Regions from separate parts of the Homo sapiens genome. Here region 1 is linked to region 2. A link is a contact called in ENCODE Hi-C or POLR2A ChIA-PET data. All regions are on one chromosome and are shown on one strand. Each heading gives the region's core, a stretch centred on a gene start or an enhancer-like site at or near the end of the contact. The rest is flanking DNA. Distances are from core to core; before and after follow the strand shown. Region 1 overlaps RORA (RAR related orphan receptor A). Region 2 overlaps RORA (RAR related orphan receptor A).

Region 1 (5,920 bases), core at 2,876-5,375, 660 kb after region 2:
GTCCAAGGCCACATAGACCTAAGTGGCAGAAGTCTGACCTGAGCTCGATGTGGGACTCTGAAACCTTTACTCTTAATGCATGCAGGGCTGCCATCAGGTGCAAGATTTTCAAACTCTTCTGAGTGGGGGGCATCAGCCCAATGAAAGGATATTCCAGTATGTGGAAGAGAAATGTAGCAAACGTAAAGACTGATGCCATCTTTCACTTTTTTTTTTAAAAGACTGAAACATTTCAAGAACTCTTTCCTTAAGAGGTTACTGAGGACCTCGATGAAGATGCAAGAAAGACACTGACAGTATTCACGATCTATTAAACTGACCAGTTTCTACTAAATACCTACAACATGCCCAAGCACCAGAAAGACACAGATGAACATGTCTCTTGGAATACCAGAATAATTTCCCCACGTCAGCCTTGTGAATCTGTTTAGAGAGGAGGGCCCAGGGACAGCAATAGGAATAAAAACATGAACAGACACAGAACAGGAGCAGGCAGAAGAACAGAAGAAAAGGGATGAGGCAGGAGAGGAGTAGTTAATCTTACACAACATTTGGACTTTTCAAACGTAATTGCACATCCATTGACAACCGTTATATCACCTTATATTTACCCAGTGCTTTTTGTTTGAATCTCACAGCAGCATGATATTATAGGAAGGGGAAATATAAAACCAAGTTTTACAGCTAAAGAATATGTGGCCTCAGAGAGGTCATCTTTCCAAAAGTCACAGAGGGAGTCTCCCTCTGTTAGAGGGAGAGCCAGAGCTAGGATCTGGACCTCAGGACTCCTAGCACAGTGCTCATCCCACCACACAGAGCACTACTTGTGAAGCAGAACATACCCTTTACATGTTATCCACATGTTATCCACAGCTACAATGCTTGCCAGTGGCCAGCATGGTAATAAAGACTCCATTCTCATGTACATCTCCATAATTAGATTACTTTTCCCCATCCTCATCCCCACAACCTACTCACCAACAATTATCTGAGCCCAGCTATGCTCACCCCTTCTTAAGACCTGCCCTCTCTGGAATTACAGTAGACAATGACAAAGAAGTTGTAGTTGCCAGATGTCTCAAACTGCAGTGACACACATACACAAAATCACAGAATCGGCTGCACCCCTAATGCTTCTCTGTTCAAAATCCAGTTCTTCTTGTAATGACATCTAATCAGGCCCTGGAATCAGCTGAAACGAGAGCTTCTGTAAAAATCACTCTTCACTCGGTACTCAGCAGTTAAGTCTCTTAAATGTCAACCTGCTAGGAATTACTTTAAAAGATTTTTTTTTCCTTCATTACAAATCTCAAAGCTATTGAGTCTTTTCAACTTCCAGATGGATCCTGATATTCATATAGTCCAGAAAATGACAATGTTCTTTGTCTGCTAGGTTTGAACAATTTTGAGTTACTTAAAGAATGTGTCCACATTATTACAGACACTCAGGTTAATAATAAACATTGAGATCCTTATCCAGATATTTATAAGCCTTTAGAACTCTTTAAAGGATGCAAATAATTTGACCAGGATTTTTTTTTTTTTTTTTTTTTTTTTTTTTTTTTTTTTTTTATGAAGAAATTTCTCTACAACCAGGACTCTGGCTAAATCCATTAGCCCTACAATTTGGCTATGTGACCACCAGGTGGTGACAGTGTGCCACAATTCAGGACCAGCAAGGTTGGCATCAGGGAGCTTTCCCCACACTTATGTTGAAAACCAACCTTTCAAATTTAGATCTCACTTAATCCCCTGCCACATTTAAGGTGTTACTTTTAATACAGCATCTCAACCACCACCTCTGGGTTAGGTCCTTCATAATCTGTAGAACCGAAATCTTTTAATGTGGCATTCAGGACCCTCCAAGGTGGTCCCACCCCACCCACCACTCTCCTACACAGTCCCTGTATTACAGCCACACTTCAATGCATGTTTCCTGCACATTCACACAGATGCAAAGATGGTTCTAACATTTCTTGCTTCTGTATATTTGCTCTTGGGGATATCCCCTGATGTTCACCTACCTTTTCAGGCACCTATAAAACATCTGGAAACTTGCTCAGACAAAACTCCACCAAACAGTTGTAAAAGCCCAGAGTTCTACTAGTATTTAGGAATATGCTGAGTGTTGTTTCCTGTAGAAAACTTGTAATGTATATATATAATATATATTAAAAACATACATATATACACATATATACATACATATACATATATATGTAAATCATTACATATATACACATATATACACGCGCGTGCGTGCGTGCGTGTGTGTGTGTGTGTGTGTATGTATTTTGAGACGGAGTCTTGCTCTGTTGTCCAGGCTGGAGTGCCGTGGCGTGATCTTGGCTCACTGCAACCTCCACCTTCTGGGTTCAAGCGATTCTCTTGCCTCACCCTCCCTACTAGGTGAGACTACAGGTATGCACCACCATGCCCAACTAATTTTTGTATTTTTACAAAATTACAAAATAGTAATTTTGTAATTAGTAGAGACAGGGTTTCGCCATGTTAGCCAGGCTGTTCCCGAACTCCTGAGCTCAAGTTATCTGCCCACCTCGGCCTCCCAAAGTGCTGGGATTACAGGTGTGAGCCACTGTGCCTGGCCCTTGTATTATATATTAATCTTGATATTTTTAGGATAAATAAAAACGTGTGTCTTAATGAGCGCTAGATCACATAACCTGCCTTATCTACTTAGCTATTTCTCTTGAACATCTTTCCTTGTCATTAAATGATACATGAAGCGTTTTATGGTTCCCCTCACCAGGAGTCTGCTCAGTCTGGTGGACAGTATGCTGGGCTTGAAATCAAAACACCGAGATTCAGTCCTAGTTCTAGCAGGTGCTAGCTGTGTTTGGGCAAGTTGTTTAACCTCTCTGAGCCCAAGCTGCATGGGTGTAATGCTTACCTCCCAAAGTCTCTGACAGCCTAAATGAGATCACTCATCTGATCATTTCTAGCTTGGAACCTGCCTTGGAGTGACCTCTCAATTATTACTCATTTCTATCCACTCAGTTGATGTGATTTCTTTCTCCCTCCAAGCCACACCACTCTTTGTACCTTCCTGTGCCTCCATCCTGCTGGATCTCACCTTAAAGGAGCTTGGGAACTTGCTGTATTCCCCCTGCCAGAGCATAAGAACACTCCTGAAGGCAGGGCTGGCCTGACTCCTCTGACTGGCCCCAGGGATCCCCTAGCATATGCCAAGTCCCCTGCAGACGCCAGGCATCTGTGGAACTGAATGGGGAATCCAGCCTCCCTTCGCCTTAACCCTTGCCATTCTGGGCCTTGCACTCTTACAGCCCTGTACACAGCTTGGAAAAAAAAAAAAAAAGTCTGGCGTCTTTTAAGGCCCTGGCTTGACGTTGATGCTAAAAAATACTTTCAATCTGGAGCTTGGCTCTTTGGGGTCCCGATGATACCTCTCTGCCTGGTATCCTCTGCCTACAGCTTCTCTCTTGGTGGCCAGCTCTGCCTCCTCTTCTGCAGGTTCCTCTTCTGTGGCAGCAGAGGATAACCTTGTTAAGTGAGAGGAAGAGTGGTACCCCCTCTCTGCCTCCTCCTCACACGGGACGTAAACACCACGGCTTCAGCAGGGAGCTAGTCCATGCTGAGGCCTTCTCCAGCCTTTCTAGCCTTGATGTTTCTTTATTGTTGTCTGTGGCTTGGTTTCGTTTTTCCATTTTCATGAAAAAAAAAAAAAAAAAGCTTTCTTTTCTTGGCCCTTCTTCCAGCAGTTGATTGATTTGCATTGGATGCTGAAGCCACTTCCTGTTTTTCCTTCAAACCCCCCAGCAACTGTCTTCCTTACAAACGGCCTCAGAAAAAAAAGAAACAGCTCACATTCCTGGTACAGGGCACCTGGGAAGAAAAATTCATTGGATTTCATCAGGAAGTATGATGTTCCTTGGGCAGCATCCCAGGGTGGACCTTTCTGTTGACCCTATCAGGATGGTAAAATTGAAAAGAACCCCCAGAAGGCAGTCCTCACTCTGCAGGACACCTACTCCCAGAGGCACCGTGTCCATCATAATAGTTCTAAGCGTGTGTACTAGAATTGGATGTGGGTGTGTTTACTTCTGCACTGCCTCCTAGCTGTGTGACCCAAGGTGAGCTGCTGTGCCTTGCTGATCCCCAGTTTCCTCATTTGTCAAGTGGGTTGAGTCATAAGACTTCCTGTATTGGTTTCCTGTGGCTGCAGTGATCAATTACCATAAATGCAGTGGCTTAAATCAACACAAATCTACTAACTGTTCTGAAAGTCAGAAGTCTTCAAATCAAGGAGTTGGCAGGCTTGTATTTCTTCTGAAAGCTGTAGGGAGAAATCTGTTTTCTTGCGTTTTCTACTTTCTGCAGGCCACCTGCATTCTCTTTGCCCTTTCTTCCACTTTCAAAGCCAGCAGTGTAGCGTCTTCAAATCTTTCTCTTCCTGTTTGTGTGTCCTGTGCTTTTGTCATTAAATCTCCTTCTTTCACTCTGACTCTCCTGCCCGCCTCTTATAAGGACCTGTAATTACACTGAGCTCGCCTAGTTAATCCAGGATCATCTCCCAACTCAAGGTCCTAACTGAATCGCATGTGCAAGGTCGCTTTCCATGCAAGGTAACAGATTGCCAGGCTCTAGGGATTGGGGTATGGACTTCGCTATTTTGCCTGCCATACTTCTCTCATAAAACCATTATGAAAATATAAAAAGAGCATATATGTGTATTTTTCAGCACAATCCTGGCACATTGTAAGTGCTCCAAATATACAGCCATGATTATATCAATATACCAATACCAGCACTAGCAGTCAAAAGAGAAGTGGTTGTTAATGCTTAGTTAGGTAAAGCAGAGCCATTTGGATCAACCTTGAATGAAAGCAAATGGAAGCGTAATTGGGGCTGGATAGTGCACAGACACATCCTTTTACAGTTTCATATCCTCACTCTTCGTTTTAAAAACAAATGTTTACTGGGCACCCTCTAGATACCATACTTTCCATTCCTCACAATAGTCGTTTCTGGTAGATGTTACCGCCTTACTTTACAGGTGACGACAGTAAGACTTAGGTTACACAATTTGGTCAGATTGTTCAGCTGGTCACTAGCAAAGGCAGGATTTGAATTTGCTATTGTCTGATTTAAGCCCGCCCTCTTTCCAGGCTCCAGGACTTGGCGACATGCTGGCTCATACTCACTCTGATCATCAAAACTACACCAGACCTGCCCCACGGGCAGCTGGCACACTTGGCTTTCAGGGCAGAAATCAAGTTCTTGCTTCTCCGGTGTCCTCCACAGCCCTACACCCATCCAGGGGCACACGGTGGGTGGGCTATGCCATCCTTGTGATCTTGCTAGGAACAGGAGAGCCCAATGAGAGGCCTAAGTGCTTCTGGGGCAATGGTTCTCAGCCCTGGCATGTGTCACAATGACCTGGAGAGCCTGCTAAGCCAGACTGTTGGCCCCACCCCCAGAGTTCAGTAGGTCTGTATTTGCATTTCAAATAAGAACCCAGGTGATGCTGATTCTGCTAATCCAGGCCCACACCCTAAGAACCACCCCTCTGCAGGGATCCGGAAGTAAATTTATTAAAGGAGAATACACTGCTCAGATGTGGGGTATTAACACTCACTGGTCCCCACCCACTCCACTTCTGGACTTCTGCAGAGCTGCTAGCCCTACTTGACTAATAATTCCCAGCAGAGGGGCAGTCTCCCCATAACCTATGACACATCGCTCACTTTCCTCCACTGCTCCTGGAGGTGGCCCCCATTGGGAATCTTAGCTTTACTGGCTACATCTTTAGCAGAGAGGCCTGGGTCATCTGTCCTCCCTGTATCTTCAGCTCAGCCAAACAATAAAATGCAAGACACAAAACGTTGCCTTTGAAAATGAGGCAGCTGGGGAGAGGAACGATGCCTTTAAAAGGGCAAAG
Region 2 (6,160 bases), core at 1,920-4,419:
CTCTCCATTTCAGTTACAGAATGGTCTGGATCTTTTTCGTTGCTAACTTGTTTCCCCAATCTTAGTTTCAGACTGTTCCCACCGATATGATGGGGTGGAAGAAACACTGAATTAGGAGCCAGGAGTCAAGGTCTGGTCTTGATGTTTCACTCTCCAGACATGCCAGTGGATGTTAGTTTTCCTCAAATGTAAAATGGATTCACTTAGATAATCTTGTTGATCTGGGTGTTTTACAGAAAAAGGCAAGTAGGGTACTATTTGTCAGCCTCATATTGCTAGGTTCAGACTGGAGTTATGATCACAGCTTCTAAATTTTTTTTGTATATACTCCCTAATACAACTTCCAGAAACATGAGGCTTCCTTGTCAACTTCCAGAAACATTAGGCTGAGATTATTTTACATAAACTTCCAGACCTTAAAATCTTGATTGTGATATTGAGACAATTCTCAATTCATTTAGACTTTTGGAAGCTGCTTAATCTATTCTCCTGTTGACAAATGGAAGGAGGTATGTGTATACCTAGAAAGCACAATAGAAATTATTTGCTATTGCTGAAATTTTGCATCTGAGTTAAATGGCAAAGCCTCAAGTACATTAGTAGCTTCAGAAAAAAGATATTTAAACAGAAACCTGATGACATTCATTCTTTAGTCTGTGTGAACTCTTGACCAACTTTCCTATACCAACACCCTTCCCAATATTGCCTCAATCCTAGGAGGAAAAATTCCTCAGATCATACCTTGTTTTGATAGTTCTCAATTTCTTCCTGTAAAAAGGTCTGCCACGTTATCTGCTGGAGCTCTTCTCTCAAGTATTGGCAGGTTTCCAGATGCGATTTAGATATATTCTGTGCAAGGTGTTCTAAGGAGAAAACGGGAGATCACAAACACGAAAAGCGAAGTTCTTTGAATAATTGGTGATTTAATATTTGCTTTAAGAAATAACAAGTAGAAAACAATGTGCTGTGCGAGTTTTGACTGTCTTTACACATTTAAACAAGTAATTTGGAACTGTTTTGTATTTGGGAACGTGAAGGAGGACAGGGACTTTGCAAAGCCAGCATTTGAAGATAAGACCTGCTGACTTCAAAGACCCTCCTGACTTTGCCCTTGTTCTGTGCCTTTATACCAATGTCTAGGAATGAAAAAATATTGACCTAGATAGACATAGGAAATGATTGACGTGGTGCTTCTTCTTGGCATTTTTATGAAGACACATCTGCCACATAACATTGACCTGGGAAGGATTATTCTTATTCTTGAAAAACTAGAAAATGATATTCTTTTATGGTGACAACTAGGTATTTCTTTTGTTTTTCCTGCAAATTGCAGAACAAGCATTACTGAGGGCCTACCATGTGGCTATGCATAGTGTAGTTGTGAAGCCACATACTCTGGAGCTAGACCATTTGAGTCTGTATCTCAGCTCTGCTGCTTACTAGCTGTGTGATCTCGGGTATGTTATTTAACCTCTTTGTGCTTGGTTTCCTCATTTGTAAAATGAGGGAAATGGTACCTATTTCACAGGGCTGCCATGAGAATTAAAAGAGTTGAGCCCTTAGAATGGGGAGGATTACTTAGAATGTGCTACAGAATATTAGTTATTATTATACTTGAGCATAAGGAGTTTGAAGATATGAAAGACCTAGAGGCCAAAGAAGTTTTCTCTAGGAGCTTGTAATCTGGTGAACACGTATGAACACACTGGAAGGACAATTCAAGTCTAGATAATAAGGTATAAAGTTGAATTACAGAAGAAGAGAAAGAAAAAAGTAATTGAAGCTGTCAGAAAAGGAAGAGATTGGCTGGGTGTGGTGGCTCACGCCTGTAATCCCAGCACTTTGGGAGGCTGAGCTGGGCAGACCACTTGAGGTCAGGAGTTCAAGACCAGCCTGGCCAACATGGTGAAACCCTGTCTCTATTAAAAATACAAAAAAAAATTGGCGTGGTGTTGGCTGTCTGTGATCCCAGCTACTTGAGAGGCTGAGGCAGGTGGATCACCTGAGGTCAAGAGTTCGAGACCAGCCTGGCCAACATCATGAAACCCTGTCTCTACTGAAAATACAAAAATTAGCTGGGCGTGGTGGCGGGTGCTTGTAATCCCAGCTACTTGGGAGGCTGAAGCAGGAGAATCGCTTGAACCTGAAAGCTGGAGGTTGCAGTGAGCCGAGATCACACCACTGCACTCCAGCCTGGGCAATAGAGCGAGACTCCCTCTTAAAAAAAAAAAAAGAAAATTATATCTGGGGAAATGGAACAAGCAGTTTTGTGCTTGGTGTATTGGAGCACAGAGAAGCTCAGGCAGGAGGACCACATAGAAGGCTGCTAGAATCTAGATGCCAGGAACTAACAATTTGGAGCAGCTTGGTAATAATTGTTCTGGAAGGGAAGGATGATTAAAGAAGTATTTTTTAAAAGAATTGACAAAATCCCATGAATATAAAACCATATCAAAAAATGATCCCTCTCCCTAGGGTTTTGAGTATAGAATAGGCAAGTCATTTTAAAAGAACGGTGCTGAATGCAAACTTGGCAACACTAGGGAGAATATCTTTTTGTTTGGAAATTTGTTACTGCTTTTGTCAAACAGAAGCAGACTTGTTTGTGTGAAAACAGAGCAGGTTCACCTAAATGGAGCTGGAAACCAGAATCTCCTTAGAGACACTGAAACATAATAAACCTGAATGGCCCTACTTGGCAACACATAGACACTAAAACAGCATGAATAAATAACATAAAAAATAAAACACAAATAAAAGAACAAATGTAAAGGAAAGAATGAGAAACTGAGAGTGAGAGAGAGAAGCCAGTAAATTACATGTCTTAGAATCAATGACGCTGGAGAATAGGTGAGTAAAGACAAAAATAATGGGGAGTAAGAAACAAGAAAATACATAAATAAGGTAGTGAACTACCTCTTTTGGAAAGAACTCTCACTATATAAGGTCGTTTCTAGAATGTAAACCAATTTTTGCCGATAAAAAAATGATGAAGATGAAGAGTCTTCGCAGGGAAGTAGGGGGGGATGCTGTGGAGTGAAGGATGAGAAGAGGCTCATATCATTTCCTTCCAGGTTATGTTTCATTTCTAGTTAATAAGATACTTAGCATCTTGTGGTTTCACTTTGTCTTAAGAAACTGTGGCCACTTATCCCTACCTATTTAAAACAGCCAATAAAAAGTGAGACAACAAATCATGCAGTGTACCTGACATACCAGTAGAGGGCAGTGGTTGCATTCACACCATCTGCTCACCAACAGCCTTTCATTCCAATTCATAGTCGATTTGGCAAGTGTAAGATTTTAGACACTTTGCTATTTTTAAATCTCCATTTCAGCAAAGGCGAGTATGGTCAGGCTGAATAAAATTCGAGAATTTAAGCGTGGTCTCTCAGATAAAGTCTGGAATAGTGAAATACCTTGGGCTAGGAGTTAGGAGACCTGGCTTCTGTCTGAGCTCAGCAGATAATCTATAGTCTACCTCACTTTGTGACTGGGGCAAGTCATGTGCCCCAACCATGACTGCTTCAGCAATACAGCCAGCGCCTCGATACTTCAGATGGGAAGTCCTCGCTTCTGAGTTAGTCACAGATTTTCATAGTGGGAAGGAACTTTAGATAGCATCTGGTCCAAACTGTCCTTGTTTAACAAATAATAATGACATTAATAATTATGATAGCAGTTAACACATATAGCATTCACTATATGCCAGTCCCACATAATTTGTGTCTATCCTGAATATGTATGTTTTCTCACTTAATCCTTATAACAACCCCAAGAGAAAGGTACTAGTATTATCTCCATTTTACAGAGGAGGAAACTGAACCACAGTGAAGTGACTTCTTCAAGGTGTCACAGCTGGCAAGTAGCAGAGCTATGATTCAGACACAGACCTTTATATTCTAGGAGTAGAGAAACTACAGCTCGCAGATGTTACGTGGTGTATACTGGGTTGTATAACTTATATTAATGCCAGGACCACAACCCATATAAGCGGATTTCTTGTCTCATGCTTTGCCCAGTATATCAGCTGTTTCTCCTGCGCAAAGCTTTAGATATCAATTATAGTAACAAACCTAATTTGCACTTAAAACCTAGGTCGTTTATCTGGAATGTCTAATTCAGGTACTAATTGTACACCAAGGGCAAAATTTCCTAGCCAAGGATGAAGTCATATTTTTCACTAAAAGTAATAGGTTGTGCATACTACACTTGAAAGAGAGAATTGGACTTAGGATGTGTTGGTTTATAATTTATTTTCCTATTATACAATTGGTTTCACTTGTTTAAAATCTGATGACAAAGTTTAGCCTAAAATGAAGTCAAGAGTCTTAGTTAAAGAGATAGCAGGCTTTAAGCCCCAAAAGAAATACCAGGGAAATTTAAGTAGCTTTGGAGAAGCAGCAACAAGACTTGGGCCACTTTCATGATACTCTTAGCTCCCTGAAACACTTTGCATGTATAAATGGGATAAGAGAATTAGAGCCCAATTATATACTTTCCAGATAAATGCTAGTTTAGTTTTGGGTTTGGGAATTCTCCTAGTGATGATCTCATTTAATTTATCTTGGTAAATACCACAACACCTGTGAAAAATCCCTAATTTAAAAGCACATAGAGCAAGCATGAGGGGGCAGGGCTCCCAGACTGCACTGGAAAGTGAGACCATGGAAGAGGAAGCTGACTTGTCCGGGAGCCTCAGGGAATCGGCTCAGCCATTTCTGGCCCCACTTCGGTATGAGTGCATTTTTTAGCCAAAGTGCCATGTTCAAGGGCACGCTTTGCCTAAGGCCTATGGATTTATTTCAGGATTGAATATTTGACAAGCAAACAGGACAGAGTCACTAGTATTTATGGTAAGGTGGAGGCAAACCTAAAGTGAGTCAGGTCATTTTTCATGGTATCATGTCAGCTTTCAATCAAATCCTTATTCATATCTGAAAATTGTACTTTCATTACAGTTCTGCTTAAGGCTCAGCCAACCAAGATTTCATGACAAAAATGGAAGGTTTTTGTTCTAGTTCAAGAAAAAAAAAAAAAAATCAAACCTACCTCTGCTCAGCTTGGCTTCTAGTTCAGAGGTTTCTCTGTTAATCAAAAGAGCTGCAATACACCTTTTAATGCTGTTCAGTGGTTAAAGACCAGGCTTAAAATGTCCCTGCTCTTGAGGATTTAAATTTAGACCCATAAAGAGATGCTTGTGTAAAAACCGTAAAGAACATTCAATTTGTTCTATTTGGAGAAAGATTTTACTGGAAATATAAATTTTCACTTAAAAGATGTTTTATGGGGTGCAGAGGTAGAGAAACCGTCTAAAGAACACAGCCATTATTTCTGTGAACTGAGGATTTCTGTGCTCAAGTCTGAACCTGCTGTTTCTTTTCCGTCTGAAGTCTTCATTCTCTCCTTGTATTAACTTAGTCATCTCCACAGCAACTAATTGACATATCCCAAAGGATTATAACCTTGTGTGAGGAACCACCAGGAGGAGCAGATCAAATTTAAAAACTACAAAGGTTCTTATCAAAGTTTTTCTAATAATAGTGCTGTACTTAAAAATCGATTAAATATAGCAGCGGATGTTAACACAACTTCCTCGAAATGGAAAGTTGCCCATTGTCTGTGTTATCAACATTTCTAGGTCACATCTCCCAAGAAGCAGTAATGTTCCAGCAATAAGAAAAGGACAGTTTTTTGTCTTTTGCATGGTGAGCCTTATATGAATTACATCAATTTTGTCACCAATATCCATCATCAGAACATTTTGGTAAGTAAAGAAGCTGATTTCTGTTGAACATTTATACTATATATCAGAGTTGCAAAAATGAGATGCCTACAGGGGCTGTGCATATGATATAAATGGCGGGAGTCAGGTGGGCCCATTGAAAGGTGTAATCCCCTGGCTGTTGCCAGTTGGCTGTTGACATTCACAAATGTTGGCTCAGTGTAAATAGATCATTTTTTCCCCTCCCACAAGAAGCTAAAAAAGCTGAACTTTTGGGTATAATTATCCAAATTTAAATATTAGCAACTGATTCAAAAATTTTAAAACTCTGCCCTGGGCAAAAAAATATGTCTGTGGGCCAAGTTCAGTTTGTGGACTGCCATTTTTTTTTTTGTCACCTTAGGTATAAAGCAATCCTTGGAATATAACTAAAGT

The links. Hi-C counts contacts between places; a loop is a spot of excess contacts on that map. ChIA-PET counts read pairs that join two places held with the same protein, here RNA polymerase II (POLR2A). Pooled maps may share reads with other maps.
Region 1: a map with no recorded cell type shows a loop between it and region 2 (6-fold over the local background). The contact joins two enhancer-like sites. A Hi-C loop is called at or near these places in 1 of 37 single-sample maps with no recorded cell type and 7 of 50 pooled maps. POLR2A ChIA-PET finds 5 or more read pairs at or near these places in 1 of 52 experiments (Caco-2).

The regions. Positions count from the first base shown.
Region 1 is chr15:61,165,951-61,171,870 of GRCh38, forward strand. All of the region lies in intron 1 of RORA (RAR related orphan receptor A), which reads right to left. Among named protein-coding and RNA genes, the nearest start is that of RORA, 60 kb to the right of the region's middle. Within about 2 kb of position 4,126, at least 3 of the 41 ENCODE cell types and tissues checked have a DNase peak (open chromatin) inside an H3K27ac peak, as active enhancers do.
Region 2 is chr15:60,504,767-60,510,926 of GRCh38, forward strand. RORA (RAR related orphan receptor A) reads right to left here. Exons shown (of 11, transcript NM_134261.3): 6 at 742-863. It overlaps RORA-AS1 (RORA antisense RNA 1), which reads left to right. Exons shown (of 6, transcript NR_120342.1): 3 at 5,642-5,767. Among named protein-coding and RNA genes, the nearest start is that of RORA-AS1, 29 kb to the left of the region's middle. RefSeq lists an enhancer at 3,407-3,516. Within about 2 kb of position 3,170, at least 3 of the 41 ENCODE cell types and tissues checked have a DNase peak (open chromatin) inside an H3K27ac peak, as active enhancers do.